Linked DNA regions of Homo sapiens: region 2 is linked to region 1. A link is an interaction called in ENCODE POLR2A ChIA-PET data of the cell type or tissue named here. Cell type or tissue: OCI-LY7. All regions are shown on one strand. Links, peaks and the distances in the headings refer to the core of each region. The heading gives the core; the rest is flanking DNA. Region 1 overlaps LOC105374468 (a long non-coding RNA gene). Region 2 overlaps ATL2 (atlastin GTPase 2).

Region 1 (15,991 bases), core at 7,086-11,085:
GCCAGGTCCTGCACAGTTTCATTTCTCTTTCTTGAGCCATGATTGTCTTAAATTTGCATTGAAATAAAGGGCACCAGCATCAAACTGGGTGGCTGTTGCTGGGTTGTTTTGCATTTTTCCATCATCTTATTTGGAAAGCAATGAGACCTTTTTCAATCCTTTGGGCTTCCTCCAAGTGGAATGGTCTTTTAGATCTAGTGTCTTTTGGGGTAAGTAATGAGCCCAAGAGAAAACATAGAGTGAGTGTGAGCATGTGTTTAAATTTTCTAGTGCTGTTTTTAGAGCAATTCAAGAATGAAATCTCCCCAGGGTGCCCAACTGCTCTCAGAATGCAAACCCACACAAAGAGCCAGAGAGGGAGAAGGGATGCTTAAAACAGAGAGGGAGGCTCCTCTTCAGGGACATCCAAGGCTTGGGCCTGGTGGCTTCCTTTTTTTCCTTTTTCTTTTTTTTTTGAGACAGAGTCTCACTCTTTCGGCCAGGCTGGAGTGCAGTGGTGCAGTCTTGGCTCACTGCAACCCCATCTCACAGGTTCAAGAGATTCTCCTGCCTCAGCCTTCTGAGTAGCTGGGATTACAGGCATATGCCACTACTGCCCGGCTAATTTTTGTATTTTTAGTAGAGATAGGGTTTCACCATATTGGCCAAGCTGGTCTCAAACTCCTGACCTCAGGTGATCCAGCCGTCTCGGCCTCCCAAAGTGCTGGGATTACAGGCCCGGCCAGGCCTGGTGGCTTCTGATTGCACTTCTAGAAGCCACCATCCACCTTTACTGCGTGTAGCCAAAGGAAAGCACCATAGCGCATCTCCATGGTGTTTCCTCATGGATGTTGTTGAAAACGGGTTGTATTCATTATGCAAGATGTCTTTATGAGGGTTCTCAGGATAAATTTCGTTTTGGTCCTGATACCAAGGATAGACATACTTTTCTTGAGCAATTATGCTACCTTTCAGGATTTTAAAAGATATGCAAGCAGTCTTCAGAACCCAGCCACATATTGTGGATAGATCCCCACCCAGATCCTAGTTCAAGAGGCCTGATCCCAGCCCAAAAGCAAATCCCTGGATCTGAGTTTCTGTTGACATATCATTCATTCAACAATAAATCTTTTATTATTATTATTATTATTATTATTATTATTATTATTATACTTTAAATTCTATGGTACATGTGCACAAAGTGCAGGTTTGTTACATATGTATACAGGTGCCATGTTGGTGTGCTGCACCCATTAACTTGTCATTTACATTAGGTATACCTCCTAATGCTATCCCTCCCCCCTCCCCCCACCCCATGACAGGCCCCAGTGTGTGATGTTCTCCTCCCTGTGTCCAAGTGTTCTCATTGTTCAATTCCCACCTATGAGTGAGAACATGCGGTGTTTGGTTTTTTGTCCTTGCGATAGTTTGCTGAGAATGATGGTTTCCAGCTTCATCCATGTCCCTACAAAGGACATGAACTCATCCTTTTTATGGCTACATAGTATTCCATGGTGTATATGTGCCACATTTTCTTAATCCAGTCTATCATTGATGGACATTTGGGTTGGTTCCAAGTCTTTGCTATTGTGAATAGTGCCACAGTAAACATATGTGTGCATGTGTCTTTATAGCAGCATGATTTATAATCCTTTGGGTGTATACCCAGTAATAGGATGGCTGGGTCAAATGGTATTTCTAGTTCTAGATTATTTAGGAATCGCCACACTGTCTTCCACAATTTTTTTTTTTTTTAAGATAGGGTCTTACTCTGTTTCCCAGGCTAGAATGCGGTGGCATCATAGCTCACTGCAGTCTTAGACTCCTGACCTCAAGCAATCCTCCTGTCTTGGCCTCCCAAAGTGCTGGGATTACAGAATTGAGCCACTATGCCCAGCCCATTCAATTAATCCTTCATATGACAAATATATATAAAGTACCTATTATGTGGCAGGAGATATAGTTGTAAACACGACAGGCAAAATAAATCCTTATTTTCACGTTTGCAATCTAGAGGGGTTAACTCTGCTGGATGCACTTGAATTTGTAGATATGGTAATGAAATTGGTGAAACTGCCTTTGCAAAAATTATAACTGAGGAAATTATGACAGTGAAAGACATCAGACCTAACTGACTCCATCTTTTCTCTTTTTTTTTTTTTTTAGACAGAGTCTCACTCTGTTGCCCAGGCTGAAGTGCAATGGTTTGATCTCGGCTGACCACAACCCCCATCTCCTGGATTCAAGCAATTCTCCTGCCTCAGCCTCCCGAGTAGCTGGGATTAGAGGCATGTGCCACCACGCCCGGCTAATTTTATATTTTTAGTAGAGACGGGGTTTCTCCATGTTGGTCAGGCTGGTCTCGAACTCCCAACCTCAGGTGATCTGCCTGCCTCGGCCTCCCAAAGTGCTGAGATTACAGGTGTGAGCCACTGCACCCAGCCTCCATCTTGCTTCTAACCTTTAAGTTGCCCTTCTTCATTCCTGGGCAAAGGCCGAACTAACCTTGGGAAGAAATTTAGTTTATGCTTCAACTGCGAAACAAAATTGGTAATAGTCCTTTCCGAAAAGACCCCCTTCTTGTCTTGGGACCAGTCTGCCTTTGCAGGACTAACAAATTAGCTACAAGATTAGAAATTATGGTTAAGGGGTCATGCAGCCTCTGGCTGCAAGAGTCTGAGCCTCCCCAAATTGCTCCTGGGGATAACATCACTGTTGTAAAACCTAAGTTCAGTGCTTGAGATATTTTGCAGATCCTGCACTTGATGGATCAGCTGACACCACCCAGACCATAATCTGGCTCAACCAGTTCTGCAACTCCACCCAGGAACAGAAGACAGCAAGAAAAACTCACTTCGACCCCCTATGATTCCATTTCCAACCTGACCAATCAGTGCTCCCCACTTTCCAAGCCCCTACCCACCAAATTATCTTTAAAAACTCTGATCCCTGAATGCTTGGGAGACTGATTTGAGTAATAATAAAACTCTGGTTTCCCATACAGCCGGTTATGCATGAATTACTCTTTCTCTATTGCAATTCCCCTGTCTCGGTAAATTGGCTCTGTCTAGGCAGCGGGCAAGGTGAACCTGATGGGCAGTTACCTAGCAAACAGCTAAAGTGGAAACCTCAGAAAAAGACTAGAAGACCAAAAAGACTAAAACAACACAGGTGTGAGTCAGAGTGATTAAGACATTTAGAAAAAATGAAAGAATTATACTCCTATTTGCTGTGTGATCTTGAGCAAATGACAACCTCTTAGTCTCAGTCTCCTTATCTAAAAAATGACGATAGAGACTTATAGTGAGAAATAAGTGAGATAATATGAATTAGGCTTTTCACACAGTGCCTGCTCATATCACTTGCTCAATAAATACTGGCTGCTACTACTTTTATCCCAGGAGCACCAAGAGGAGAAGAGCCCTTGGTATGGGCATTTTGACCACATGAACTGTTCAGCCTGGTGTCAGAAATGGGAATGTGGAGAGAAGCAGGGTTTCCATTCTGTAGAGGCTATGCCCATGGATGTCACCCAAGTCCTAATATTTCCAAAAGAAACCATACCTAGGCCAGGTGTGGTGGCTCATGCTTGTAATCCCAGCACTTTGGGAGGCCGAGGCAGGTGGATCACCTGTGGTCAAGAGTTTGAGACCAGCCTGCCCAACATGGGGAAACCCTGTCTCTACTAAAAGTACAAAAATTAGCTGGGCATGGTGGCAGGTGCCCGTAATCCCAGCTACTCAGAAGGCTGAGGCAAGATAATCGGTTGAACCTGGGAGGTGGAGGTTGCAGTGAGCCAAGACTGCACCACTGCACCCCAGCCTGGGCGACAAGAGCAAGACTCCATCTTAAAAAAAAAAAAAAAAGAAAAGAAAGAAACCATACCTAATATACCTAAGCTACCTTTATTTTTTTCCTCTTCCATCTCAATAATTCTAATCATAATCCTCATTCGCACCCCCTATTTTGGCTAGAAGATAATTTCCATATTTCCATTTAACCTTTCCATTTTACTGATAAGACCAGTTTTTTTGTTTTTTTGTTTGTTTGTTTTGAGACGGAGTCTTGCACCATCGCCAGGGCTGGAGTGCAGTGGCGTGACCTCGGCTCACTGCAACCTCCACCTCCTGGGTTCAAGGAATTCTCCTGCCTCAGCCTCCCAAGTAGCTGGGATTACAGGCGCCAGCCACCACACCTAGCTAATTTTTTTGTATTTTTAGTAGAGACAGGGTTTCACTATATTGACCAGGCTGGTCTCAAACTCCTGACCTTGTAATCCTCCTGCCCCAAAGTGCTGGGATTACAGGCATGAGCCGCCGTGCCCTGCCAAGGGTGGTTTTCGTCTTGGCCAATGTCCTAGAGTTAGCACAAATAGAAACTCCAAGCCTTCTCACTCACATCCCATGTTTTTCTGTTATTTGTTTTGAAGGAAGGGGGAAATCGATTTGCTTTTTGCTTTTGTCAGTAGCAAGCAGTGTCACATACCATGGACAAAGATCTAAATGACACATGTTATAATCTTGGAGTTCCTTGCAACTGGCTTTGGGGTTGCTCACTAAAGTCCCTAGGCAGGTGCTTCATTAAATATGACATCTAAATGACTCACCTAGAATTCTGAGATATACACAAAAGAAGAAAGGAAAAAGAAAAGTTCCAAGGACGTGGGTCCCCTTTGGTTCACATTCCAGCCTCAATGAATGGCCCACTTATGTTTCAAGATCTTAAATCTTGGCCAGGCGCGGTGGCTCACGCCTGTAATCCCAGGCGGATCACGAGGTCAGGAGAGCGAGACCATCCTGGCTAACATGGTGAAACCCCGTCTCTACTAAAAACAGAAAAAATTAGCCGGGCCTGGTGGTGGGCACCTGTAGTCCCAGCTACTCGGGAGGCTGAAGCAGGAGAACGGCGTGAACCTGGGAGGCGGAGCTTGCAGTGAGCCGAGATCGCACCACTGCACTCCAGGCTGGGCGACAAAGCAAGAGTCCGTCTCAAAAAAAAAAAAAAAAAAAAAAAAGATCTTAATTCTTGATCTTGAATGTACAATACAGACAATGAAAGCCATAAATATGTTTAGTCAAGAAGATCCCCAAATCCCAGGATCTTGAAAACTTCACCTCCTGAGCTTCATCATACCATCAGCCCACACGCACACTCATTTCTCCGTCTACCCTCACCATTCCTGATCTTGAAGAACTTTCTCCAAGGCCAAGGACAGAGTTCTATAAACAAAGTGGTAAGTGAGAGCGAATATCCACATGCCCCAAACTGGGCCCCTCCCCACACTTGAGAGACCACTAAATGAAATGGCCTTACTGTGTAAAAACCAGGGAGGGATAGGAGATAATGGACAAATAGCAGACCAACTGTAACTTCTGCTCATCTAAGATGATCAGACCAGTAACATAAACAGAAGAGGAATGATTCTATGAGTCCCAACTCCAGGCCCTCAGGCCGTTATTCTCCATAGGCCTTAGAGCACAAATGAGCTGCACATAGCATGTCCTCTGTTATCAAACAGGCCAGCCAAGAGATGGCCTCTCTCAGCTGGCTGAGCTCAGGTACCTTGGAGCTAAAAACATTCACTATCTCGCTGCAGTCTAAAGCTTGGAGCAATTCCTTTTAGTCGATGTACTAGAAGGCAAAGGTCAGGCAGACAATTCTAGGTACCCTCTGTAAGCATTTGGCAGAGATCTCTGAGCATGGACCTGTGCCTAACTGTTCAAGCATAAAGGAAGAGGAGAAAACTAGTCCCAGGCAACAGGCCTCCACATTCTCCATCACTCTTCTGCTCTTCCAGTGGCTCTGAAGTTGGTGGGAGCATTGCGTTGTATCCTGCCCTTCCAGTCTACTATAAATCATATTAGATGGTTCTATGGCCTACTTTGTAGCCCAGTGAAACAGCAAAACCTACCAGGTGTGTATCACCTTATATATTTCCTTGCCTCTGTTCCCCTGTGGATGAAACCGGACTTACCTGAACTAAACAGATTATATTATAAAAACTTCTGGGAAGTCTCAAAAGAGTATTATCATGTTCATTTAAATGATCTTATAGTTGCTACAGACTTTGCTTTTTGAATGCAGAATATGCATTGATTTTTTTCATATCCAAAGCTCTAGGGGTCTCTTTATTAGCATACTTTAACTATTGTGTACTCTAATTAAATGTGAATATAGCCTTAATCTAACTGACTCCCTTGATATTACCCCAATCAGAGATCATGAAACATAGTTATAGCGCCCATGTATTGAGTGTCTACTATGCACAGGTCAGGAAATGTGTCAGGGACTTTACATATGTTATTTTGGTCCACCTTCACAAAGGATTTGTAGAATTAGCTTCAGTTTACAGCTGCTGAATCTAAAATGCAAAAAGGACAAATTACACAAGAGCACAGGTGCAAGTGGCAGAACTCAAATGTACACTCAGCTACGTTCTGGCTCCAAATCCAGTGACATGACATCCTTCTTTGTCTGAGTAGGAACAGTCATAAAAATATTGGAAGGAATTCATGGAGCCTTCTTTAAATAAAAGGCTCATGGTGTCCACAAGATGATCCCACGCTACTCCACCCCAGTGACACCTTGTCTGGGGTGTTGTGAACACTTGTAAAAGCCACATTTTTTTTTTTTTTTTTGACGGAGTCTTGCTCCATCACCCAGGCTGGAGTGTAGTGGCGTGATCTCGGCTCACTGCAACCTCTGCTTCCTGGGTTCAAGTAATTCTCGTGTCTCAGCATCCCTAGTAGCTGGGATTACAGGTGCCTGCCACCACGCCTGGCTAATTTTTTAAATTTTTAGTGGAGACAAGGGTTTCCCATGTTGGCCAGCCTGTACTTGAACTCCTGACCTCAAGTGATTCACCCGCCTCGGCTTCCCAAAGTGCTGGGATTACAGGCATGAGCCACCACGCCTGGCCAAAGCCACAATTTAATACGAATTAATACTGGCAAAGGAAGTTGACAAGACAAAGTGGGTCTGAAAATGCAAGGAACTGTTGAAGAGTAATTAGTTTGTTGGAAAAAAAAGATGGAGAATAGGAGAAACAATCTAACAACTCTCTCAATATTTGAAAAGCTGTAATGTAGTAGAAATGGATTTTGTTCATTCACTCATTCATTCATTTCTCACACATTTCTCAGACACCAAACATGGGCCAGACACTTGCTAGCCATGGGAGAGCAGCTAGAAAGAAGTCAAATGTGCCTGCACAGCATAGCAAGAAAACCAGATGTGAAAAAGCATTGCAAGTGTGATGATTTCTGCAAGGTATAAAAAGGAAGCAAGAAGAAGTCTTTGGTCTTACTCCCTAAAATTCAGTAACACAGAATGACTACTCCTTTTTTTTTTTTTTTTTTTTTAATTTTTGAGACAGAGTTTCACTCTTGTCGCCCAGGCTGGAGTGCAGTGGCACAGTTTTGGCTCACTGCAACCTCTGCTTCCCAGGTTCAAGCGATTCTCCTGCCTCAGACTCCTCAGTAGCTGGGACTACAGGTGCACACCACCACACCTGGCTAATTTTTGTATTTTTATTAGAGACGTGGTTTCATCATGTTTGCCAGGCTGGTCTCCAACTCCTTACCTCAGGTGATCTGCCCACCTCAGCCTCCCAAAGTGTTGGGATTACAGGTGTGAGCCACCACGCCTGGCCTAACACAGAATAACTCTTACTGGGTAGAAATATCAATAGGTAAAAATAAAAGGGAGGCAGATTTCAGGGCAGAGTAAGAAAAGCTGTCCTGAGTCCCCAACAATGAGGTAGGTGTCAGGAAGAAGTGAGTCCCTGGCAGTGGGAGGGTTCCATTGGTGGCTGACTGACCCCCTCCCTGACACATTCCACAAGGGATTCCCTCATAGGAGAGGAGGTTAGCATAAGCACTGTCTACCAGCACAGATGCTGAAGTCCTAGAGTCTTGGACCTCATCTTCGACAGAGTGAACAAAAGTTCTCTGAAAGAAGGGCGTTTTTCAGTAATGCTGTTCAGCTCTTCCAGTGTGCTACTGTCCAACAATTCAATATTGCTGTCCAGTCTGCAGGGAAGAAGGCAAGGGGCAACTTAATCCCAACTAAGTAACATCCACTTACCTTTAGCAGGTAAGTGAAACCTCCCCAACCCATTGTTAATAAAAACTTGGGTGAGGGAGAACTTACTGGGTAGAAACTGTAGCATCCAGAACTTAAGAGTTAGCTGTGCCAGCTGCCAACAATTTTTGGACAGAGAAATGTTTGTAGGAATCCATTCTATCATTGCTCTGCACCATAAATTCCGGAGAGCACCCTTTCTTATCTGCTCAGCCTTGCCTCTTAAGAATGGTTGACTGCTCATCAACGATTCATTCTGAGAGAATAAGGAAGAATGCTCTTGTTTTCTATGACAAAGCCTCCATTTTCTATTTTCATGCTGAGGCAAGTAGCTGCAAGCCTGAGAGATTTATTATTTTATGACTTATGCCAATTTTGGAAGCTTGCAACTTTGAATCAAACTAGGAATGTGAAAAAAAGGGAAAAAAATTGTACAAACCTAGCAAGCCAGTGTGGAAAACTCCGGAGATAAAAAATATATCTCCTTTGACCAAATTATTCAAGTTGGAAACATCCCACCTCACAGATCAATTGCCCATTTAATCATAATGCCTTATAGCCACGTGGCACTTCAGGGACAGCTTACAAAGCATGTTCTTGTTTATTATCTTCTAGCCCTCCCAGCAGTCCTCTGCAGTGGGTATGGCTCGTGCTATAACAGAGGAGGTGTTGGACTATGAACCAAAAGAATCAGGCTCTATCTCCAGCCACCTCTTTAATTGATGTCTTTGGGCAATTTCACTTAAGCTCTCAACCTCATTTTTTTCTTCTGGCCAAAGGAACTGAAACACCCAGAGGCAGATGAAGCTCACAAAGCTTCAGCTTCAGAGCCTGCCACTTGCACAGGTTGTGAACCTAATTTTGAATTCACGGTTTTGTGTTCTTGTCCTTAAAAAGGGCTCCCCGAATTACAATTTCAGGCCACACAAAACCTAGATCCACCTCTTAATAAAAGTATACCTCCTCAGCCTAATTCTAGGAAGCCAAATTACGACAGGTGTCTCTATGATCTCAGCTCTGCCCAATGGCCTGTGTTGGTCCTATGGCTCCTCATGTCACAGGTGAACTCTGTTGGTGCCTCTCCTTGATGGCTGCAAAGGGCTCACAGCTGGCCTCTTCTCCAGAGAATGCCCTCAGCTGCACAAGAGGCCCTCATCCTGGAGTGTACACCACCACTCCCATCCAGGATAGCCAACCAACTCCTGATTGACGGGGAGTGATCCCCTATACACAAGGCTGCACCCCTGTCTGAAGGTCAGAGCAACTCTGTGGTGCAAGTCATGTCCTTAGGGGCCAGACTGAAGCTAGACTCCATCTGGGATCACATTCTTGCTTGGTTCCTTCCCATGTCTCATCCTGTTTCACACACCCCTTTCTGCTACACCGCTGCCCCATTAACATGTGCACCTGAACCCTCACCTGGGGATCAGCTTCTAGGGCACCCAACCTGAGACGTAGAATGATAAGAAGAGTGCCATTTATTTCCTATGTTGAAGACTGTCTGGTTCACTTTCAAACATAGTCAAAGAGCCATAAGCCTCCAAAACCCCTTGCAGCTCAGTCTATGGTGGAGATGGGTGTATATATATGTTCCTCAGCCAGCAACTTGGTCTGAGACCCATCCTGTGCCCCAAAGTCCACGGTTAAGAGTTCTAAGTACATTAGGAACAAGTACATTTGGGAGGGTGAAGGTGGAAGAGCTGACTGTTTTGTGATACCCTACACTGTGACCAACCACCCTAGTGTCTTCTCAGAATCTTTAGCTTTGGGTGTTAGGAAGGACACCAAAAGACGAGAAAAGAATGAACAGTAGCATCGTGTCACTTTCATTCTCTTGGCACCTTCTACCTGCAGGAGATTTATAGCTAGTTCTTTGTGCTGGCTAAATAGAGGAATCAAAGAGCTCTCCAATGTTGTCTGTCAGTTTAGAGAGAGGCAGAGTTTAGGAGTAAAGGGATTTACAGCCTGCTTCTGTCTCACCTCGTACTCAGTTTGTGGCTTTAAAATGAATTAATCATTCATTGCCCTTTAGCACTCCCATGTATGGCATGCAGGTTTACTTCCACATCTCACAAAGACCAAAGATCCCGAAAAGGATCATCATAACAGCAAGACTGCCATCCATAAGAGAGACATAATTTTTAAAAATTAAAAAAGATAGGCTGGGCATCGTGGCTCATGCCTGTAATCCCATCACTTTGGGAGGCCGAGGCAGGCAGATCATGAGGTCAGGAATTCAACACCAGCCTGAGCAACATGGTGAAACCCCATCTCTACTAAAAATACAAAAATTAGCTGGGCATGTGGCGCTTGCCAGTAATCCCAGCTACTCAGAAGGCCAAAGCAGGAGAATTGCTTGAACCCAGGAGGTGGATGTTGCAGTGAGCCGAGATCATGCCACTGCACTCCAGCCTGGTTGACACAGCAAGCTTCGTCTCAAAAAAAAAAAAGATAAAGACAGAGTCTTGCTATGTTGGCCAGGCTGTTTTCAAACTCCTGGCCTCAACCAATCCTCCTGGCTCAGCCTCCCAAAGCACTGGGATTACAGGTGTGAGCCACTGCCCCTGGCCAAGACATAATTTTTAATCATCAAAAAGGACACACAAGAAATTCCTCATGAAGGGGAATAAAATGTGAGGCAGGAAGGAAATATTCATTACCCAGACGGGTGCTTGCTCCCCTAGACTCTTACCCCGAGGGATCTGGAGATAACTAGTGCTCTATCTCCTTCCATTAAAGAGATAGGTATGGGCTTTGCAGACAAACTGTGAGGATCTAGGTCAAATCCAGGGTCATCATTCAAGGGAGAGATCATTCAAGGGTGGGCTGATGAGCTGCAGATTTCAGAATCAGGCTACAAGAAGTTGGGAAAGAGGCCGGGCGCGGTGGCTCATGCCTGTAATCCCAGCACTTTGGGAGGCCGAGGCGGGCGGATCACGAGGTCAGGAAATCGAGACCATCCTGGCTAACAAGGTGAAACCCCGTCTCTACTAAAAATGCAAAAAATTAGCCGGGCATGCTGGCGGGCGCCTGTAGTCCCAGCTACTCGGGAGGCTGACGCAAGAGAATGGCGTGAACCCAGGAGGCGGAGCTTGCAGTGAGCAGAGATCGCGCGGCTGCACTCCAGCCTGGGCGACAGAGCAAGACTCCGTCTCAAAAACAAACAAACAAACAAGAAGTTGGGAAAGACTGACTCAGAGACAGGGGCCCATGGCACTCACCCAGATGGGGCTCCCAATGCCCGATCCAAACCTTAGCAGAGCCACGGATATCTCTTTATGCAGAACCATTGGTTTTCTGAGCCAGCAGCTTCCTGTAGACTCTTGGAACTGATCTAAGGATATGGGAGCCTTGAACTTGAGCAGGGAGCAAAATAACTGTATGTGGCTTTGGTTAAATTGCTTGCTGTCCATTCCCTCATGTCTCCTTTACTCATCTTTCAAGGCTGATATCAGATTCAGATTGAAGCACTATGCATGAAACTGCTCTGATGTAAACTGTAAAGTAACAAATGTAAATGTAAGACAGTGGTAACTGTGGAATAAATACCAAAGAGGGCGAAGAGGAAAGCTCTTCAGAATTGGAAGTTCAGTCTCACAATGCACGTAGAGCCTTCCCTACTGTATTAGTCGGTTCTCACACTGCTATGAAGAAATACCGGAGACTAGGTAATTTATAAAGGAAAATATTTCAATTGACTCACAGTTCTGCATGGCTGGCGAGGCCTCAGAAAAACTTACAATCATGCAGAAGGCACCTCTTCACAGGGCGGCAGGAGAATGAGTGCCCAGTGAAGCGGGGAAGCCCCTTATAAAACCATCAGCTCTTGTGAGAACTAACTCACTATCACAAGAACACAATGGGGAAAACTGCCCCCATGATTCATTTATCTCCACCTGGTTTCGCTCACACACGTGGTGATTATGGAACTACAATTCAAGATGAGATTGGTTGGGAACACAACCAAACCATATCACCTACCGTTGAGGGGGAGGTGAAAAGAGTCCCATGCCCAGTGTTCCTGGCAAGAATGAATCTGTGTCTATAGGAGTGTGCACCTGTAGTCTCCCTATCACAAGCAACTGCACGTGGCCCATCTGTATTACTGTTCTCTGCAGTGACCTCTGGTTCCAATTACCTTTCCAGCTCCCTGTCCTTCCATGAACCCTGGTAGCACTGGCTGGGGCCCTGTTTGTTCTAGTCTCTTCCCCAGGACAGATGGATACTTGAATAAACATGTTGGATACAAATAGCGCACCCAAACTCTCCTTAGAAATCTCATTTTGTGCCCTGCATGTTCAGCCCAGATAGAATCTCCACAGACCAGACCAGCTGGATCAGACTCAGCTCTACCCTAGCTTAGTGGTTTGGACCACAGGTCCTCCTGTGGAGGAGGGGTCTCCAGCCACTTTCCCCAGCTCTCTCCCCTCCACTCTAAGTCAACATTGGTTCCAATTACCTCCCTCCTCCTCATTAGGAGCCCACAGTACTGATAATGACCATTTTAAATATCTTTTTCTAAAAATATCACCAAAAACAAGAAAGGCACAAGATAGAAGGCTCAAAGAAAATACGAAACATGTAGCTTTAAATTTTTCATCCTTCAAAGGAAGGACCAAAGATAATTAAAATATTAGTGAAGGAAGTACAGGTAGATAAAAATAGGTATTTACATATATGCTGCCCCTTTGGGGGGGACTTTCAATTTTAAAAACTTAGCTGATAAAAACGATAAAGCTGGCCGGGCGCGGTGGCTCACGCCTGTAATCCCAGCACTTTGGGAGGCCGAGGCAGGCGGATCACGAGGTCAGGAGATCGAGACCATCCTGACTAACACGGTGAAACCGTGTCTCTACTAAAAAAAAAATACAAAAAATTAGCCGGGCGTGGTGGCGGGCACCTGTAGTCCCAGCTACTCGGGAGGCTGAGGCAGGAGAATGGCGTGAACCCAGGAGGCGAACCTTGCAGTGAGCCGACATCACACCACTGCACTCTAGCCTGGGCAACAGAGCGAGACTTCATCTCAAAAGAAAAAAAAAACAAACGATAAAGCTTGCAAAACCCAGGATGCCTGTGAAATAAACATACCTTGTATGTGCTGCACAAATTGTCAATGATTTTTTTTTTTTTTTTTTGAGATGGAGTCTGGCTCTTGTCGCCCAGGCTGGAGTGCAGTGACCTGATCTCAGCTCACTGCAACCTCTGCCTCCCGGGTTCAAGCAATTCTCCTGCCTCAGCCTCCTGAGTAGCTGGGATGACAAGCGCCTGCCACCACGCCCAGCTAATTTCTGTACTTTTAGTAGAGATGGGGTTTCGCCATGTTGGCCAGGCTGCTCTCGAAATCCTGACCTCAGGTGATCTGCCCACCTTGGCCTCCCAAAGTGCTGGGATTACAGGTGTGAGCCACCACACCTGGCTATTGATGATTTTATAGTGTATAAATATTGTTGATGTACTGGGTGTGATGGTTAATTTTCTGTCAACCTGACTGGGTCACAGAGTACCCAGATATTGGTCAAACATTATTTTGGATGTGAGAGTGTTTTTGGATAAGATTAACATTTAACTTGATAGACTGAGTGATATGGTTTGGATCTGTGTCCCTACCCAAATCTCGTGTTGAATTGTAATCCCCAGTGTTAGAGGTGGGGCCTGGTGGGGAGTGATTGCATCAATGGGCAGATATTCACCTTTGGTGCTGTTCTCATGATAGAGTTCTCAGGAAATCTGGTTGTTTAAAAGTATGTGGCATCTCCTCCCTCTCTCTTGCTCCTGCTCTGGCCAGGTAAGATGTGCCTGCTTTCCCTTCACCTTCCACCATGATTTTAAGTTTCCTGAGGCCTCCCTAGAAGCTGCTATGCCTCCTGTACAGCCTGCAGAATGGTGAGCCAATTAAACCTCTTTTCTTTATAAATTACCCAGTCTTGGGTATTTCTTTATAGCAGTGCAAGAATGGACTAATACATTGAGTAAAGCAGATTCTCCTGTCTGATGTTCAATAAGTTGAAAGACTGAAGAAAACAAAAGTTTGACCCTCCCCTAAGTAAGAGAGAATTCCTCCTGCCTGACTGCCTTTGAACTGGGACATTCGTTTTTCCTGCCTTCAGACTCAAACTGAAACGTCAGTTCTTCTTGGGTCTCAAGCCTACTGGCCTTCAGACTGGAACTACACTATCAGCTCTTCTGGTTCTTAGGCCTTTCCACTTTAACTGGAACTACATCACCGACTCTCCTGGGTCTCTAGTTTGCTGAATCACCCTGCAGATCTTGAGACTTGCCAGCCTCTAAAACTGAGTGAGCCACTTTCTTTACACACACACAAACACACACACACACACACATCCTACTGGTTCTGTTCCTCTGGAGAACCCTGACTACCACACTGGATCATCCTCAAATAAAACAGGTATTAAGCTGTTGGACCAGAGTAAGATTTGTTTTCTCCTGCAGTCAGAACTCAACCTACTGACCTCTAAAATTCATCATTCTTGTAGCACCAACGATGACTACAGCCCAAAACTTAGACTATCCAAGCATCTGGAACTGAGATTCATAGTTTGTTTAGTGGGAAGTCCCGACTTCTTTTATCTTGACTATTGTGTTAGTCCATTCTCACATTGGTATAAAGAACTACGTGAGACTGGGTAATTTATGAAGAAAAGAGGTTTAATCGACTCACAGTTCTGCATAGCTGGGGAAGCCTCAGGAAACTTACAATCATGGCAGAAGGTGAAGAGGAGAAGCAAGGCATGTCTTCTCATGGCTGGAAAGCAGAAAGGGAGAGAGAGCCAATTGGGAGGGGCTATGCACTTTTAAACAATAAGACCTAAACACCCAGATCTCACGAAAACTCACTATCACGAGAGCAGGAAGGGGCAAATCCACCCCCACAATCCAATCATCTCCTACCAGGTCTCTTCCCCAACATTGCAAATTACATTTCATCAAGATTCGGGTGAGGACACAGAGCCAAACCATACAAACTATTAAGAAATATGATTAACCATTTAAGTCAAGTCTGGCAAATAAAACAGGTCATCGAGTGGGTAACATGTTTTGGGACCCAAAATCCTACAGTCTGTATAGTGAAAGGATGTAGGGCCTCTGACTAAAATGGCCATCAGGGGTTTTGCTAGAGCTGGCTGGTTATAAACGTGGAGAGCAGAAGGTATATCCTGTCAGAGAGCAAGAGTGACCAGTGAGAGAAGAGGAGGAGGGAACTTCATGTGGGCCAAAAGCTGGAATTGCCACAGTTACTCTCCTACTTAAAATTCTTCTTTGGTTTCCCCTTGTCAATGGGGAAACTTCAATTTCCACTGCCCATTAACGTGACACACAGGGTTTGGCTCAGCCCTATCTCTCTCATTTTTAAATGTTTAAATTTTTTTTTTTTTTTTTTGAGACAAGGTCTCACTCTGTCATCCAGGCTGCAGTGCAGTGGTGCAATCATGGCTGGCTCACTGCAACCTCCACCTCCCAGGCTCAAGCAATCCTCCCTCCTCAGCCTCCCAAGTAGCTGGGACTACAGGTACTCACCCCCATGCCTGGCTAATTTTTTAAATTTTTGTAGGGATGGGGATCTCACTATGTTGCCAGGGTAGTCTCAGGGGCTCAAGCGATCCTCCCATCTCAGCCTCCCACAGTGCTGGAATTAAAGGTGTGTGCCATAGTGCCTGACCTAGCCCTGTCTCTTCACATGACCTCCAGACTCTCACCTTCGGGCGTCCAGACTATTTGGCAGCTTGGTTGACCCAGCGGTGTGACCACATATCAGCTTTTCTCCCTCTGGAATAATCACACATTCTATATGCCCATATGCCTTGGAATTGCCCGCTCATCCTCAAAAATTAGCTGCTCCCTCCCCAGTAACTCATCTCCCAGTTGACCATTCCCTCTTGGGCCACTACAGTAGCCTCAGCAATTAGTTAAC
Region 2 (15,991 bases), core at 6,060-10,059, 92 kb before region 1:
GGTCTGTCAATCACAAATACTTCATTCCAAACTTGTATGCCTGTTGTTTCTCTTTCACAGCCACCTCGCCATGTAAAGCCTGTCAATGGTTCATTGTTTCCACCAATCCAACTTTGAGAATCCTGTTAAAGTCAAGGATAAATGTAAAATACAACACAATTAAGAAATAAAAGAAACCAAAAAATCACCCATTCTTTATTTTACAGATGGGGAAGCTAAACCCGGAAAGACAAAAAAAACACTGTGTAACAAACAAGTAGTTACAAAGCAGTCCTTAAATCCCATGTGGGGTTCTTTTTCTTATAGAGACGTGGTCTCCTCCAAACTCGAATCTTCTCAAATCAGCTCACACTACTACTCTCTAGGCTTCTAAATAAGTGGGGTTATACTCACTTTCCCCCTTTTCTGAAAGATATCCTGGCTGGGCATGACAGCTCATGCCTGTAATCCCAGCACTTTGGGAGGCTGAAGTGGGCATATCACTTGAGGCCAGGAATTTGAGACCAGCCTGGCCAACGTGGCAAAACGCCATCTTTACAAAAAGTACAAAAATTAGCCAGGCGTGGCGGCACACTCCTGTAGTCCCGGCTACTCAGCAGGCTGAGGTAGGAGGATCACCTGAACCTGGGAGGTTGAGGCTACAGTGAGCTGAGATTGTGCCACTATACTCCAGCCTGGGTGACAGAGTGAGATCCTGCCTCAAAAACAAAAAAAAAAAAGAGAGAGAGAGAGAGAGACAGAGAAATATTTCCTAAAATGTTAAAAATCATAAAAAACTCGGCACCAATTATTTTAACATGTTGTTACACAGATAAGCAAAACTAAGTTCCAGGTAGAATGACTGTCAAAACAGCACTGCTTTCTCAGAATAGCTTACAGTAAGTTTTCATACTGCCTTCATTTCCTCTTTAAAAAATAATCAATTTTAGGCTGGGTGCAGTGGCTCATGCCTGTAACCCTAGCACTTTGGGAGGACGAGGCAGGTGGCTCACCTGAGGTCAGGAGTTCGAGACCAGCCTGGCCAACATGGCGAAACTCCATCTCTACTAAAAATACAAAAATTAGCCAGGTGTTGTGGCATATGCCTATAATCCCAGCTACTCAGGAGGCTCAGGCAAGAGAATCACTTGAACCCGTGGGCAGAGGTTGCAGTGAGCAGAGATCGCGCCACTGCACTCCAGCCTGGCCAAAAGAGCGAAACTGCGTCTCAAAAACAAAAACAAAAAAAATCAATTTAAAAAATAACCCCAAGACTTGTTTGGAGCCTGATTTAAACAAACCATCTATTTAAAACGTCTTTTTTAAACCAACAGGAAAATATGAACCCAAACTGGTTATCTCATTAGATGGTGTTAAATTAGGGTAAGGAAGATTGTTTGGTGTGCTAATGATACTGTGGTTAGGAAAAAAAAGAGTCCTTATCTATTAGATACTCAAGTATCTGCAGTGAAAGGATATGCCTGGCATTTGCTTTAAAATATTCCGGGAGGTAAGGAAAAAAGAGAACAGATAAAACAAGACCAGCAAAATGTTGACAAATACATTGGAGTTCATTATACAATTCTCTTTATTTTAGGGTATGTTTAAAATTTTCCATAATAAAAGTTTTTAACTAGAACCACAGGGCTAAATTGTTATTATGAAATAATACAAAAGTTAACATATAAGGTAATTTTTCTAGAAAATTAAATGTGGGACATAATAAATGAATACCTTTGACAGACGTCAAGATCCCTAAAGTTTAGTATACTTAAAGCCCACATAGCCTTTACTCAATGTACCCCACAGGAAAAACGCCTTTGTTTCAGAAATACTTCTAATAAGCTTGGATATCTAGTCTAAAACAAATTACAAAGCGTGAATTAGGAGTGGAGAGATGGTTAAGACAGGACCAATGAGGGATGAAGCAATTTATGAAAAGCAGACACACAGTGGCAAAAACAAAAACAAAAACAAAACAGTGTCAGCCAGGCACAGTGGCTCACGCCTGTAATCCCAGCACTTTGAGAGGCTGAGGCAGGTGGATCACTTGAGGCTAGGAGTTCAAGACCAGCCTGGCCTTGGTGAAACCCCCTCTCTACCAAAATGACAAAAAAAAAAAAAAAAAATTAGCCAGGCGTGGCGGCACATGCCTGTAATCCCAGCTACTTGGGAGGCTGAGGGAGGAGAATCGCTTGAACCCGGGTTTCAGGTGGGTTGTGGGAGGTGGAGGTTGCAGTGAGCTGAGATCGCACCACTGCGCTCCAGCCTGGGCAACAGAGAGAGACTGTCTCAAACAAAACAAAACAAAACAAAAAGACAGTATCATTCAGACCATCACCTAACATAGCCTTAAACTTCAAACCATCTTTAATTATTATTATTATTCCACAAAACTCCCATCCCCAGTAGGCCACCAATCCTATCAATTACAAACTTCTCTTGGATTCATTTCTTTTTCTTCAGTTTTCAATACCTACAACTTAAAGACCTCATCTATGCTGGTCAGAAGGGGCTGCCACCTGAGACAATTCCATTCACAGTATATATGATGGACTTGTGTTTCAGGAGGCACCCTTCACAGGAATCAGAAGATTATTTTGACACTCCCCGGACAAGTAAAACTGGTGATCCTGCCCCTTGACTACATATTTGGATACTTCATATTGGTCTCTATGCAACTCCTGCTCTATCCTCTAACCCATTTTTCCATAGTCACTGAATGTTCACAAGAAATGTAATCGTGCCACTGTCCTGCTGAAAAGTCATCTGTGGCTCCGCACTACCAATAAGACCATCTGGAGATCTGCTGCATAACAATCCTTTTTTCTCTTTTTCTTTTTTTTCTTTTTTTGAGACAGGGTCTCACTCTGTCACCCAGGCTGGAGAGCAGTGGCACAATCAGAACTCAATGAAGCCTCATCCTCCCGGACTCAAAGGATCCTCCTACCTCAGCCTCCTAAGTAGCTGGGACTGCAGGTGCACACCACCACACCTGGCTGATTTTGGTATTTTTTGTAGAGAGGGGGTTTCGCCACGTTGCCCAGGCTGATAACAATCCATCTTTAATTTACTCTTCTTGTCTGTGCTCCTGATACTCCCCATAGATCTCAACACACATCTTCCTGATTCTACCATACCAAAAAAAGTTACCATTTATAAGGAGTTACCTTTATATGGTTTTGCAGTTTTTTTGTGAGTCTCTTGAGAGCAAAGGCTACAAACAATCATCTTTGTTCACCAAACTGCTCCTATCAAAGTGCCTTGCACTGTTGTAAGTTCTGACATGGAGAATCTCATTCCCCCACAATGTCAAAAAAAAAAAAATCTGGTACTTAATGAATTTATTATTTGTAAAAGTTACAGGCTACACAAATAATTCCTCTAAGAGAACTCTGGTTTTACTCTACATTTTACTTATTTCTATCTCCTCTACAAGAAGGTAAGTTTCACAAAAGTTTTGTTTGTTTCATTCTTACAAGTATTCCCATCACAGAGAAGTGTGCCTGGCTTGTAGTTGGTACTCTAAGTATTTCTTAAACAAACAAAAAAGTTTACTTATAAGCTTCAATGTACTCCCTTTTGAGCATGGGTAATAAATCCAGAAGAAATATGATCTTTGTTATTATTCCTAGAAACAATACAATCATAAAAAGACAGTAAAAATAAATTTTTATAAGTATAGATGACTGAAATCATAGGCTTATATGTTTGCCAGCCCCCTCTTCCAAAGAAACTTTAAAAAGAATTGGTGTCTCATAAAAATCTACTATGTATCATCTCTTCCTAGGTTACCTTGTAATGGAAATGTTTAAAAAAAAATACTAAACTGATTAGTCAGCAAAAGGATGAAAGAAGCTGAGTGTGGTGGCTACACCTGTAATCCCAGCACTTTGGGAGGCCAAGGCAGGAGGATCACTTGAGCCCAAAAGTTCAAGGCTGCAGTGAGCTATGATGATGCCACCACACTCCAGCCTGGATGACAGAGTGAGAGACCCTGCCTCTATTTAACAACAACAACAAAGATGAAAAAATAAATCAGAGAACTAATCAGATTCTTTAAAACGTGTAAAAGTGTATAATTTCTCTAACATAGTGAACACTGACAGCTTTCATAAAATACAGTCATTCATTCATTAAATATTTGTGGAACCTCTACCATGTGCCAGCCATTTTTCTAGGGATACAGCAGTGAACAAGAATAAACATTCCTGCCCACAAAGAGAATTTTAGTGGGAGCTAAAGGCAGCCTTGCTGATAACAGACCCTATTTGCTGTGATAATTTACTAAAAGCAAACCTAAAAACTCAAAAACACTAATCTGATACTATTTACTACTATGGAGACAAAAGCCTCAAAACTCAGAAATGCAAAAGTAATCCTATTCCACCAGACATATAAAGTAAATAGGAAAAAAAGAAGTATTTATAGAATAAAACTCAACTGCAAAAGGCAATCTGAAATCACCAGAAGTTTTTTTTTTTTTTTTTTTTTTTTTTGAGATGGGGTCTCACTTGCTATGTTGCCCAGGCCGGTCTTGAACTCTTGAGCTCAAGCAATCCTCCCACCTCAGCACCTCAGCCTCTCAAAGTGCTGGGATTACAAGCATGAGCCACCATGCCCAGCCTGAAGTTTAAGTATAATCAAATAGTGAATAAATACAGCCCTTGCCAAAAAGACGTTCTACATAATATAATTATCAGCAATTAAGAAACCTTACCTATTCTAAACAGTAAGAAACAAATTCATATTTTACCAAAGGAAAGGTATACTCCCTAGCAACAAAGTGAAACAACTATGTAACCATTTATTTAGTTAGTTAGACAGAGAGAAAGAAAACGAGACAGACAGACACAGACAGGGTCTTGCTCTATCACCCAAGCTGGAGAGCAATGGCACGATCATAGCTCACTGTCCTCGACATCCTGGGCTCAAGTGATCAAAGGGTTGGTTGTCCTGCCAGGCCTACATGTATCAGAGCACACCCGCTCCTGACTGCTGGCAAGCTGACTCCCTTTCACAATGGATAGGCTGGAAGAATAAAGGTTCATACAAAAGCCATAAATCATCACAACTGGGAGTAAAAGGAATAAAAAGAATGAAATTAAGATCCAAGTGGGCCGGTAAGGTGGCTCACGCCTGTAATCCCAGCACTTTGGGAAGCCGAGGCGGGCGGATCACCTGAGGCTGGGAGTTTGAGACCAGCCTGACCAACATGGAGATACCCAGTCTCTACTAAAAATACAAAAAAATTAGCCAAGCATGGTGGTGCATGCCTGTAATCTCAGCTACTCGGGAGGCTGAGGCAGGAAAATCGCTTGAACCCGGGAGGCGGAGGATGCGATGAGCCAAGATCGCGCCATTGCACTCCAGCCTGGGCAACAAAAGCGAAACTCAGTCTCAAAAAAAACAATCCAAGTAGTGCTACAATAATAAGCGAGATCCTCCCTAGTTGCATGACATTCCCCACACCACCACAAATGAAAATCTTCATGTGTATAAAACTAGTACCTAATCAGGAGACAGGTTATGAACACTCAGCACCCAAAGTGATGGACACAATAAATACTGTACACATTCTAACCACCAATTGTATTTACTGTTTTCATTTGAATATGTGAGAATACTCTGCAAGTCCTGGAACAAATTATAAAACATTTAACTTTAAAACAGTTTAAAACTGTCTAACATCTTATCCAACCCCATTCCCACCCCATGCCCAACTCTTCCCATCTGGGGCTGGACAAATCAATGAAATTATGACTGACCCAAGTCATGAGCCCAGAAAAAGGACAACTCTAACTACTTAGGTACATGCTGAAGAGGAATTTAACATATTTTGATAAAAGGTTCTGCTCAAAAGGTGTCTTTGACCTTGAAGACACTATGCTAAATGAAATAGGCCACACACAAAAGGACAAATATTCTATGATTCTACTCATATGAGGTGCTTAGTCAAATTCATAGGGACAGAAAGTAGAATGGTGGATGCCAGGGGATTGGGGAGAGAAATGGGGAGTTAGTGTTTAATGGGCACAGAGCTTCAGCTGGGGAAGATGAAGCAGTTCTGGAGATGGATAGTGGCAATGGCTACACAACAATGTGAACAGACTTAGTGCCACTGAAGTGTACACTTACAAATGGTTAAAGAGGTAAATTTTATGTTATGTATATCTTACCACAATTTTAAAAAAAGTTGCCCTTGAGGGCTAACAAAACGGAAGGGGCAGACACGTCTTGTAATTAAACTGAGATTTGACTTTAGAGTCTTCCATTGGACTTCCAGTGTCAGCTTTCTCATGTAAAAAGTTTAGAAGTCATCAGACCTATCTTTACAACAAGAGAAAAGCTTAGCAAACTGAAAAATCAATAAACTCTCCTTTCTTAGATCAAAGAATTGAGATCACAGGTCAAACCATCCCTGCAAAATCACAAGAGACAAACTAACACAAAGGATCAGGAGTTGAGGTCAGCTTACCAGCAACTGCTGCAGCAACTGGTAGGAACACTTAAATGGCAATTTCAATGAATTGTCAGAAGCTGAGAGTGAACTAGTTTAAGCACTAAAAACCCTAGAGGCTCAGTCTAAGAAAACACCCCACTTTCCTGAATATTATCTCAAAGAACTCCACAAAATTCTCAAAGTAATTACGGAAGAAAGTTTCCCTCATGACTGACAAGGGGAGGGGAAGTAACACTTTTTAAGTTCACCCTGGGAAAGTAACCACTATCTACACACACACCAGTACATACACACACACACACACACACACACACACACCAGTACACACACACACACACACACACACACACACACACCAGTACACACACACACACACACACACACACACACACACACACACACACACACACACACACACACACCAGTCCCCACAACAAAAGCCTGCCCTCCTGAGAAAACTACTTTACCAGAGCTTTATCTGACCCTAGGGAGGAGCAATTAAATTAGCCAACTCCAGCCCCATCTAGGCTTCCTGTCTAGTTTAAGGTTTTGTTTGTTTGTTTGTTTAAAAAAAAAAAAAAAAAAAAAAAAAGAGGGTCATAGACCAGGACTCAGGCCCACTAAAAAACTAAGGAGCCAGGTGCAGTGGTGTCTGCCTGTAATCTCAGCTATTCAGGAGACTGAGCTCAGGAGTTCCAGACCAGCCTGGGCAACATAAGGAGACTGTGTCTCAAAAAAGAATAAAAATAAAACTAAGATTTAACCATAAGGTGGCATACGATGCTTCTGCTCTCCTACACTTTACCACCTCATCAACAATGCTCCAATATAATGACAGTGGATTACAAATAAAAAAGCTGCAAGACACAGATTTTGAGTTCAATAAAAGTTCTTGGGAAACCCCAAAGACAGTGAGAGAATAAGGAGAAACTGAAGCCTCTAGGACCTGCAGCTAAAAAACACGTTAAACACAGCCCATCTCCCAACTAGATTAACATATAACCTCATAATAGAAGCCTAAATCTTCAGTCTTTATTACCTGATACTTCATGTCTGGCTTTCAGCAAAAAATTACAAGCCATGCCAAAAGGCAAGAAAAAAATAGACTGAAAAGACAAGGCAAACAACAGAACCAGACTCAGATATGATATATTTCAGAATTAGAAAATAGGAAATTGATCCAGGAAGAGGACAGAACACCAAGCAGGATAAATACCAAAAAAATCCACACTAGGTATATATTATAGCCTAGCTGCAAAGTAACACAAAAAGAAAATCTTGAAAGAAGCCAGGAACAAAACACTTTTACCTACAGAGGAACAAAGATAAGAATTACACTGGACTTCCCATTACAAATCATGCAAGCAGCTGGGAGCAGTGACTCATGGCTATAATCCCAGCACTCGGGGAGGCCGAGGCAGGTGGATCACTTGAGGTCTGGAGTTCGAGACCAGCCTGGTCAATACGGCAAAACCCCATCTATACTAAAAATACAAAAATTAGCCAGGCGTGGTGGCACACACCTGTAGTCCCAGGTACTTGGGAGGCTGAGGCAGGAGAATCACTTGAACCCAGAAGGCAGAGGTTGCAGTGAGCCAAGATCGCACCACTGCACTCCAGCCTGGGCGACAAAGCAAGGCTCCATCTCAAAAAACAAAGCAAAACAAAAATCATGCAAGCAGGAAGGAAATAGGGTGAAATGTTGACAAAGCTGGAAAAAAGAAAAAAAAACCCCACCAAACTAGAATTCTGTATCCAGTAAAGTTATCCTACAAAAGAAGTAAAGACTTTCTTAGCCAAAAACCAAGGAATGTTGTCGCCAATACGTCAGCAAAAAGGAAAATGATATAGGTCAGAAACTCAAATCTACATAAAGAGAAAGAGTATCAGAGAAGGATAATAAGGTAAAATAAAATCTTTTAGGTGGTTATAGTATATAGATAAGGGAAACAAATGACAGCAATGTATAAAAGAGAGGAGGAATTAGGAATACGCTAAGGTAACTGCACTATCCATGAAGCAGTATAATATCTGAAAGTGGACTTAGCTTAGTTGTAAATGTACATTGCAAACTCCAGGCAGCCACCAAAAAACACGTTTAACAGATATATTAAGAGAGTACAGAAAACGCAATCAAGTAAAATGTTCAATTAAAATTGGAGAAGGCAGAAAAAGAGGGGAATATAAAAAAAAAAAAGTACAAAAAAAAAAAAAAAACACCAGAAAACAATTATAAGCATGGCAGCTACAAATCCAATTATATCAACAATCACTTTAGATGTGAATGACCTAAATACACCAATTAAAAGAAACTGTTGGCCGGGCACAGTGCACATCTGTAATCCCAGCACTTTGGGAGGCAGAGGTGGGTGGATCACCTGAGGTCAGGAGTTCGTGATCAGTCTGGCCAACATGGGGAAACCCCGTCTCTATTCAAAATACAAAACTTAGCGGGGCGTGGTGGCGGGTGCCTGTAATCCCAGCTACTGAGGAGGCTAAGGCAGAAGAACCATTTGAATCAGAGAGGCGGAGGTTGCAGTGAGCCGAGATTGTGCCACCGCACTCCAGCCTGGGTGAGAGAGTAAGATTCTGTCTCAAAAAAAGAAATTGTCACAGTGGGTTTTTAAAAAATAGAGCCAACTATATGCTATCTATTTTAAAAACTCCACTTTACAAAGACAGACACAGGTTAGAAGTAAAGGTATGGGAAAAACATACCATGCCAACACTAATCAAAAGAAAGCTAGAGTAGCTATGTTAATTACAGACAAAGCAGTTTTCAAAATAAGGAAACATAAAAACCACTTCAGAACAAAGATTAAGAGTTGCATTACACCAAAATATGTGAAGCAAAAATTGAACTCCAAAGAGTAACAGACAAATCCACTATTATACTGGGAGACCTCACACCTCTTTATAGGTAGCTGACACACCCAGCAAGTAGAAATCCAATAACATAGTCGAGCTGAACAGCATCAACAATCAAATGGATCTGACATTATAGTATATTTCATCCAACAACAGCACAATACATACTCTTCTCAAACTCACAAAGAACATTCACCAAGGTAGACCATATCCTGAGCCTTAAAATACACCTTTAAAAATTTTAAGGGATAGATAATACAAAGTATGCTCTCATACCACAACAGAATTAAACTATTACTAGAAATCAGTAACAGAAACACAGCTGGAAAACTCCCCAAATAGTTGGAGTTTAAAACAACTCACCTCAAAATGACACAGGAGTCAAGGAAATCTCAATAGAAATTTTAAAATATATTGAACTAAAGGAAAATGAAAATACTACCTATTAAAATATATGAAATGCAGCAAAAACCATGATTACAGAATTTATAGCATTAGATGCATACAGTAGGAAAGAAAATAAGATCTAAAACCAATACTCTAAGCTGCCATCTCAGGTAACTGGAAAAGAAGAGCAATATAAACCTAAAGTAAGATGAATAAAATCAGAGCAAGAACTGATGAAATTGAAACAAGAAAACAGAAAATCACAACAGAAAAAACAAATCAGTGAAACAAAAAACTGATCCTTCAAAAAGATCAATATAATTAACTGAAGAGAGAGGGGAGAAAAAAGATAAGACAAACTAGTATCAGAAATCAAAGAAGAATCTTCATTACTAATTCCTTGAACATTAAAAAAATAAAAGAATACTAAGAACTCTATGCCCACAAAGTTAGTAACTTAGTTGAAATGGAGCAATTCTTGGAAAGAAACAAACTACCAAACTCACACAAGGAGAACTAGATCATCTATTTAAAAAAAAAAAAAAAAAAAGGCCAGGCGTGGTAGCTCATGCCTGTAATCCCAACACTTTGGGAGGCCGAGATGGGCAGATCACCTGAGGTCAGGAGTTCAAGACCAGCCTGGCCAACATGGTGAAACCCCCATCTCTACTAAAAATACAAAAATTAGCCAGGCATGGTGGTGGGCGCCTGTAATCCCAGCTACCCAGGAGATTGAGGCAGGAGAATCGCTGGAACTCAGGAGGCAGAGGGTGCAGTGGGCCAAGATCATGCCACTGCACCCTAGGAGACAGAGCAAGACTCCATCTCCAAAAAAAAAAAAAAAAAAAAAAAAAAAAGATCAATAAATAACCTTCCAAAAGAAGGATTTACAAAGCCCAACTGACTTCACTGGAAAACTCTACCAAGCATTTAAGGAAGAAATGGTAGCAGTTCTCTACAAATTCTTTTAGAAAATAAGCAGAGGGAATACTTCCTAATTAATTCAAAGTATTACCCTAATACCAAAACCAGACAAAGATACTACAAATAAAGGAAAACTGCAGACCAGTATATATCATGAATATAAATGCAAAAATCCTTGACAAAATATTAGCAAATCAAATCTAACAATGTACAAAAAGAATTACACACCATGATCAAGTGGGATTTACTCCAGGAATGCAAGGCTGGCTCAACAACTTAAAGTCAATAAATGTAATCCATCATAACAATAGTCTAAAGAAAAAAAATCAGCTGGGCATGGTGGCTCACGCCTGTAATCCCAACACTTTGGGAGGCCAAGTCGGGCAGAATACCTGAGGTCAGGAGTTCAAGACCAGGCTGGCCAACATGGCAAAACCCCATCTCTACTAAAAATACAAAAATTAGCCAGGCACGGTGGTATGCACCTGTAATCCCAGCTACTGTGGAGGCTGAGGCAGGAGAATCGCTTAAACCCAGGAAGCAGAGGTTGCAGTGAGCCGAGATTGTGCCACTGCACTCCAGCCTGGGTGACAGAACAAGACTGTCTCAAAAAAGAAAAGAAAGAAAAAAAAAACACATGATAATATCAATAAATACAGGAAAACTATTTGACAAAATCCAACATTCATTCAGGATTTAAAAAAAAAAAAAAAACTCCCAGCACACTAGGAATAAAGAAAAACTTCAATTAAAAAAAAATCTACAAAAAATCCTACAGCTAACATAGTAGTGAGAAACTAGGTGCTTTCTAGAAACTAGGTTAGAAAACAGACAAGGATATTCATTATTTATCACTTGTACTCAATACTACCAGAGGTTCTAGCTGGGACCATCAGCCAAGACACAGAAATAAAAGGTTCCCAGGTAAGAAAGAAAGAAGTAAAACAATCATCATTTGCAGATGACATGATGTTGTATATAGAAAACTCGAAGGAATCCGCTAAAAAAATTATTGGAACTAATGAACAAATTCAATTTGTTTCAAGGATACAAGATCAATATGCAAGTCAAGTATATGAACTATACACTTGCATGAACAATTCAAAAATGAAATTAAGAAAGCAATTCCATTCATAGTAACATCAACAAAAGGAATAAATTGAAGAAAAGTGCAAAACTTATACTCAAAAACTATAAAAAAATGTTTGGATCTAAATAAATGGAAAAATATCCCATATTCATGGACTGTTAGACTTAATATTGTTAACACAGTAGTATTTCCCAAATTGATCTTTCAGATTCAACCAATCACTGATAGAATCCCAGCTAACTTCTTGTAGAAACTGAGAAGCTAATTCTAAAATTCATATGGGATTGCAAGGAACCCAAAATAGCCAAACAATCTTGAAAAAGAACAAAATGGGACTCACTTCCTCACTTCAAAATTTACTACAAAGCAACAGTAGTGAAGACAGCGTGATACTGGTATAAGAACAAGACATGGCCGGGCGTGGTGGCTCACGCCTGTAATCCTAGCACTTTGGGAGGCAGGCAGATTGCCTGAGCGCAGGAGTTCGAGACAAACCTGGGCAACACGGTGAAACCCTGTCTCTACTAACATACAAAAAAAAACTGGCCAGGTGTGGTGGCTCATGCCTGTAATCCCATCACTTTGGGAGGCCGAGGTGGGCGGATCACGAGGTCAAGAGATGGAGACCATCCTGGCCAACTCGATGGTAAAACTCGATCTCTACTAAAAATACAAAAAGTAGCTGGGCATGGTGGCGCACACCTGTAGTCCCAGTTACTCAGGAGGCGGAGGCAGGAGAATCACTTAAACCCGGGAGGCAGAAGTTGCAGTGAGCTGAGATTGAACCACTGCACTCCAGCCTAGCAACAGAGTGAGACTCTGTCTCAAGAAAAAAAAAAAAAAAAAAAAAAATTAGCCGGGCATGGCAGCGCATGCCTGTAGTCCCAGCTACTTGGAAGGCTGAAGCAGGAGAACTGCTTCAACCCAGGAGGCAGAGGTCGTTGCAGTAAGCCAAGATCGCACCACTGCACTCCAGCCTGGGCAACAGAGCAAGACTCCATCTCAAAAAAAAAAAAAAAAAAATAGAACATGTATACAGATCAATGGAATAGAACTGAGAGTCAAGAAATAAATTCATATATCTATAATCAACTGGTTTTCAATAAGGTATCAAGAGCATTCAATAGTGGAAGTGTTGAAAAGTCTTTCCAAAAATGGTGCTGGGACAAATAGATACATAACCAAAAAATGAAGGAAGAACCCTCTTTCACATCATTATTATGACATATACATATATAAATATATTTTATGTAATTAACATTATATATTAATATGATTATAGCATTATTCCTAATAGTCATAAAATTGCAAACAAACCAACTGTCCATTAACTGATGAATGGATAAAGTGTGGTATATCCACACAAGAGAATATTATTCAGCCATAAAAAGTACTGATACATGCTATAATATGGATGAACCCTGAAAACATTATGCTAAGTGAAGCCAGTCACAAAAGACCACATTTTTTAAGATTCAACTTACATGAATGTCCACAGAGACAGAAAATAGATTAGCGGTTCCTTCAGGTTGAGGGTTTGGAGAAAGGATCTGGGGGTAACAGCCAAAGGGCTGTCACAGGGATTCATTTTGAGATGATGGAAACTTTGTTTCTTTTTGAGACTGTGACTTGCTCTCTCCCAGACTGGAGTGCAATAGCACAATCAGGGCTCACTGTAACCTCAACCTCCTGGGCTCAAGACATCCTCCTGCCTTAGCCTCCTGTGTAGCTGGAACTACAGATACACACCACCACGCTCGGCTAATTTTTTGATTTTTGTAGAGATGGAGTCTCCCTATGTTGCCCAGACTGGTCTCAAACTCCTGGGCTCAAGCAATCCTCCCACCTCGGCCTCCCAGAGTTCTGGGATTACAGGCACGAGCCACCATGCCCCGCCAATGGAAACATTTTTAAATTAATTGGGGTAATAGTTGCACAACTCTGTGAATATACTAAAAACCACTGAACCGCACACTTTAAGTGAATGACTTATATGGTAAGTAAATTATATCTCAGTAACACTGTTAAAGGAAAAACAAAAAATCAAATACCTTTAGTGTACAAGTTCAACAAAGACTCCTAGTCACACAAAACCCACTTGTATAACACTACCAGAGTCCAGGGGAGAATGAATGGCCCACTCAAGTTTCTGTTGACTGTCCATATACTAGTACAATGTGACATAAATCTTATGCCTTGAACTTGCTTCTTGATGAAAGAATTATGGTATACATTCTCCAATCTATACAAAATGTATCCTATTAAAGGAAAGAAATTTGTGAGAACAAAGAAATTCTGAAGCCAGGCTCAATGGCACATGTCTTGTAAGTCCCAGCTACTTGGGAGGCTGAGGCAGGAGGATTGCTTGAGACCAGGAGTTCAAGGACAGCCTGGGCAACAGAGTGAGACTTGATCTGAAAAGAAAAAGAAAAAGAGAAAGAAAAGAAATTCTGAACTAAAATTTATAAGCTGGGCCACGCACAGTGGCTTACACCTACAATCCCAGCACTTTGGGAAGCCAAAACAGGAGGACTGCTTGAGCCCAGGAGTTCGAGACCAAGCTGGGCTAAAAAGTGAGGCCCTTCAGGGTCGATCACCTGAGCCCAGGAGTTTGAGGCTTCAGTGAGCTGTGATTGTGCCTCTTCACTCCAGCCTGGGCAACAGAGCGAGACGATATCTCTAAAAAAGTTAAAATAATTTTTTAAAAAATGTACAAGCTAAATAGCAAAATTGTCCTGGCAGAGTGAGGGAAGGAGGTAGGGAGTTAATTACCTTAAAAAAAAAGTCTCCTCCAAAAACAGTTAGTATTAACACAAAAGGAACTTATATTATACAAGATGGCTTAACTCCCTAAATGTTCTAAAACTGGTGGTTGAGTAGTCAGTGTTTATGAGTAACAGTTTGTTGCTTGAGGTATTTTTCAATAAATAGCCTAAATAAAACCAGTTACTTTAGAAACAGTTAATGTAACCTACTGGAACAAAGAGTTTGGAATGAAAAAAGATCTGTAATTTATGTTCTCTCAAATCCAAAATGGAAATATGTGATGATAGGGGTGCCATAATATTTATGATACTGCAAAAGAGGCAATACATACATTTGGGACTTAAAGCTGGAAAAGCTGCAAAGGACAGAGTATTTTCAGGCAACAGGTTCAGGAACGTAACCAAGAAAGTCTCTCCTAAAATGCTGCAATAAGGACTTCAAACAATATTGTAAACACTTCCATCTCGTTTATTTCTGATTCCTCTAGCTTTGGTAACATTTGATGAAGCTTTTCTGACTCAAATCTAATCCAATTTAAAACCTGCATAGGGAAGAATTAAAACTTAGTTTTGATTCCAAAATCAAAGTCTCAGCAGCAGGGACCCCAATATGCTAAGGGGAAGATAGTCCACATAACCTCTGTATCCAATCCTCTTTTTTTTTTTTTTTTTTTGAGACAGAGTCTCACTCTGTCACCCAGGCTGGAATACAGTGGCATGGTCTCAGCTCACTGCAACCTCTGCCTCCAGGGTTCAAGAGGTTCTCCTGCCTCAGCCTCCTGAGTAGCTGAGATTACAGGCACCTGCCACCACCCCTGGCTAATTTTTCTGTTTTTGGTAGAGACGGTGTTTCACCATGTTGGCCAGGCCGGTCTTGAACTCCTGGCCTCAAGCAGTCGACTTGCCTCGGCCTCCTAAAGTGCTGGGATTACAGGCATGAGCCACCGAGCCCAGCCCAATCCCCTTATCTTATATTCAGGTAATAATAATAAGCAGCAGCAGCCCACAATTTTTATTTCCTTATTGACTCTTAAAAATCTGGTCAAGGCCGGGCACGGTGGCTCACACCTGTAATCCCAGCACTTTGGGAGGCTGAGGTGGGCGGATCACCTGAGGCCAGGAGTTCAAGACCAGCCTCAACATGGAGAAACCCCATCTCTACTAAAAATACAAAATTAGCCGGGCGTAGTGGTGCATGCCTGTAATCTCAGCTACTCAGGAGGCTGTGGCAGGAGAATTGCTTGAACCTGGGAGGCGGAGGTTGCGGTGAGCCAAGATCGCGCCATTGCACTCCAGCCTGGGCAACATGAACGAAACTCCGTCTCAAACAAACAAACAAACAAAAAAATCTGGTCAAAGTTTGCCTGCTTCTCACATTGGCAAAAATAATAATATAAAATTCAAATTATCAGCATTTTGTTACATAAGTTCTATAGTTTCAATAATAATATTCAACATTATAGTTATAATTTATATTCAATATTTATATATTATATAATATATATTATATAATAT

The links. Peaks named below come from ENCODE experiments on the same cell type or tissue, not always from the same donor. Only the 100,000 strongest peaks of a DNase experiment are listed, where the experiment ranks them.
Region 2: POLR2A ChIA-PET joins it to region 1 with 13 read pairs; 3 of 35 experiments call an interaction of 5 or more read pairs at or near these places.

Annotation. Positions count from the first base shown.
Region 1 is chr2:38,409,646-38,425,636 of GRCh38, forward strand. It overlaps LOC105374468 (a long non-coding RNA gene), which reads left to right. Exons shown (of 3, transcript XR_939974.3): 3 at 2,146-2,982. Among named protein-coding and RNA genes, the nearest start is that of LINC01883, 14 kb to the right of the region's middle. In OCI-LY7, for the core only: no CTCF peak of the experiment used is centred there; DNase peaks (open chromatin) are centred at 7,196 and 8,836; H3K4me3 peaks cover 10 bases; H3K27ac peaks cover 2,170 bases.
Region 2 is chr2:38,318,898-38,334,888 of GRCh38, forward strand. ATL2 (atlastin GTPase 2) reads right to left here. Exons shown (of 13, transcript NM_001135673.4): 3 at 1-122. Among named protein-coding and RNA genes, the nearest start is that of ATL2, 50 kb to the right of the region's middle. In OCI-LY7, for the core only: no CTCF peak of the experiment used is centred there; no DNase peak of the experiment used is centred there.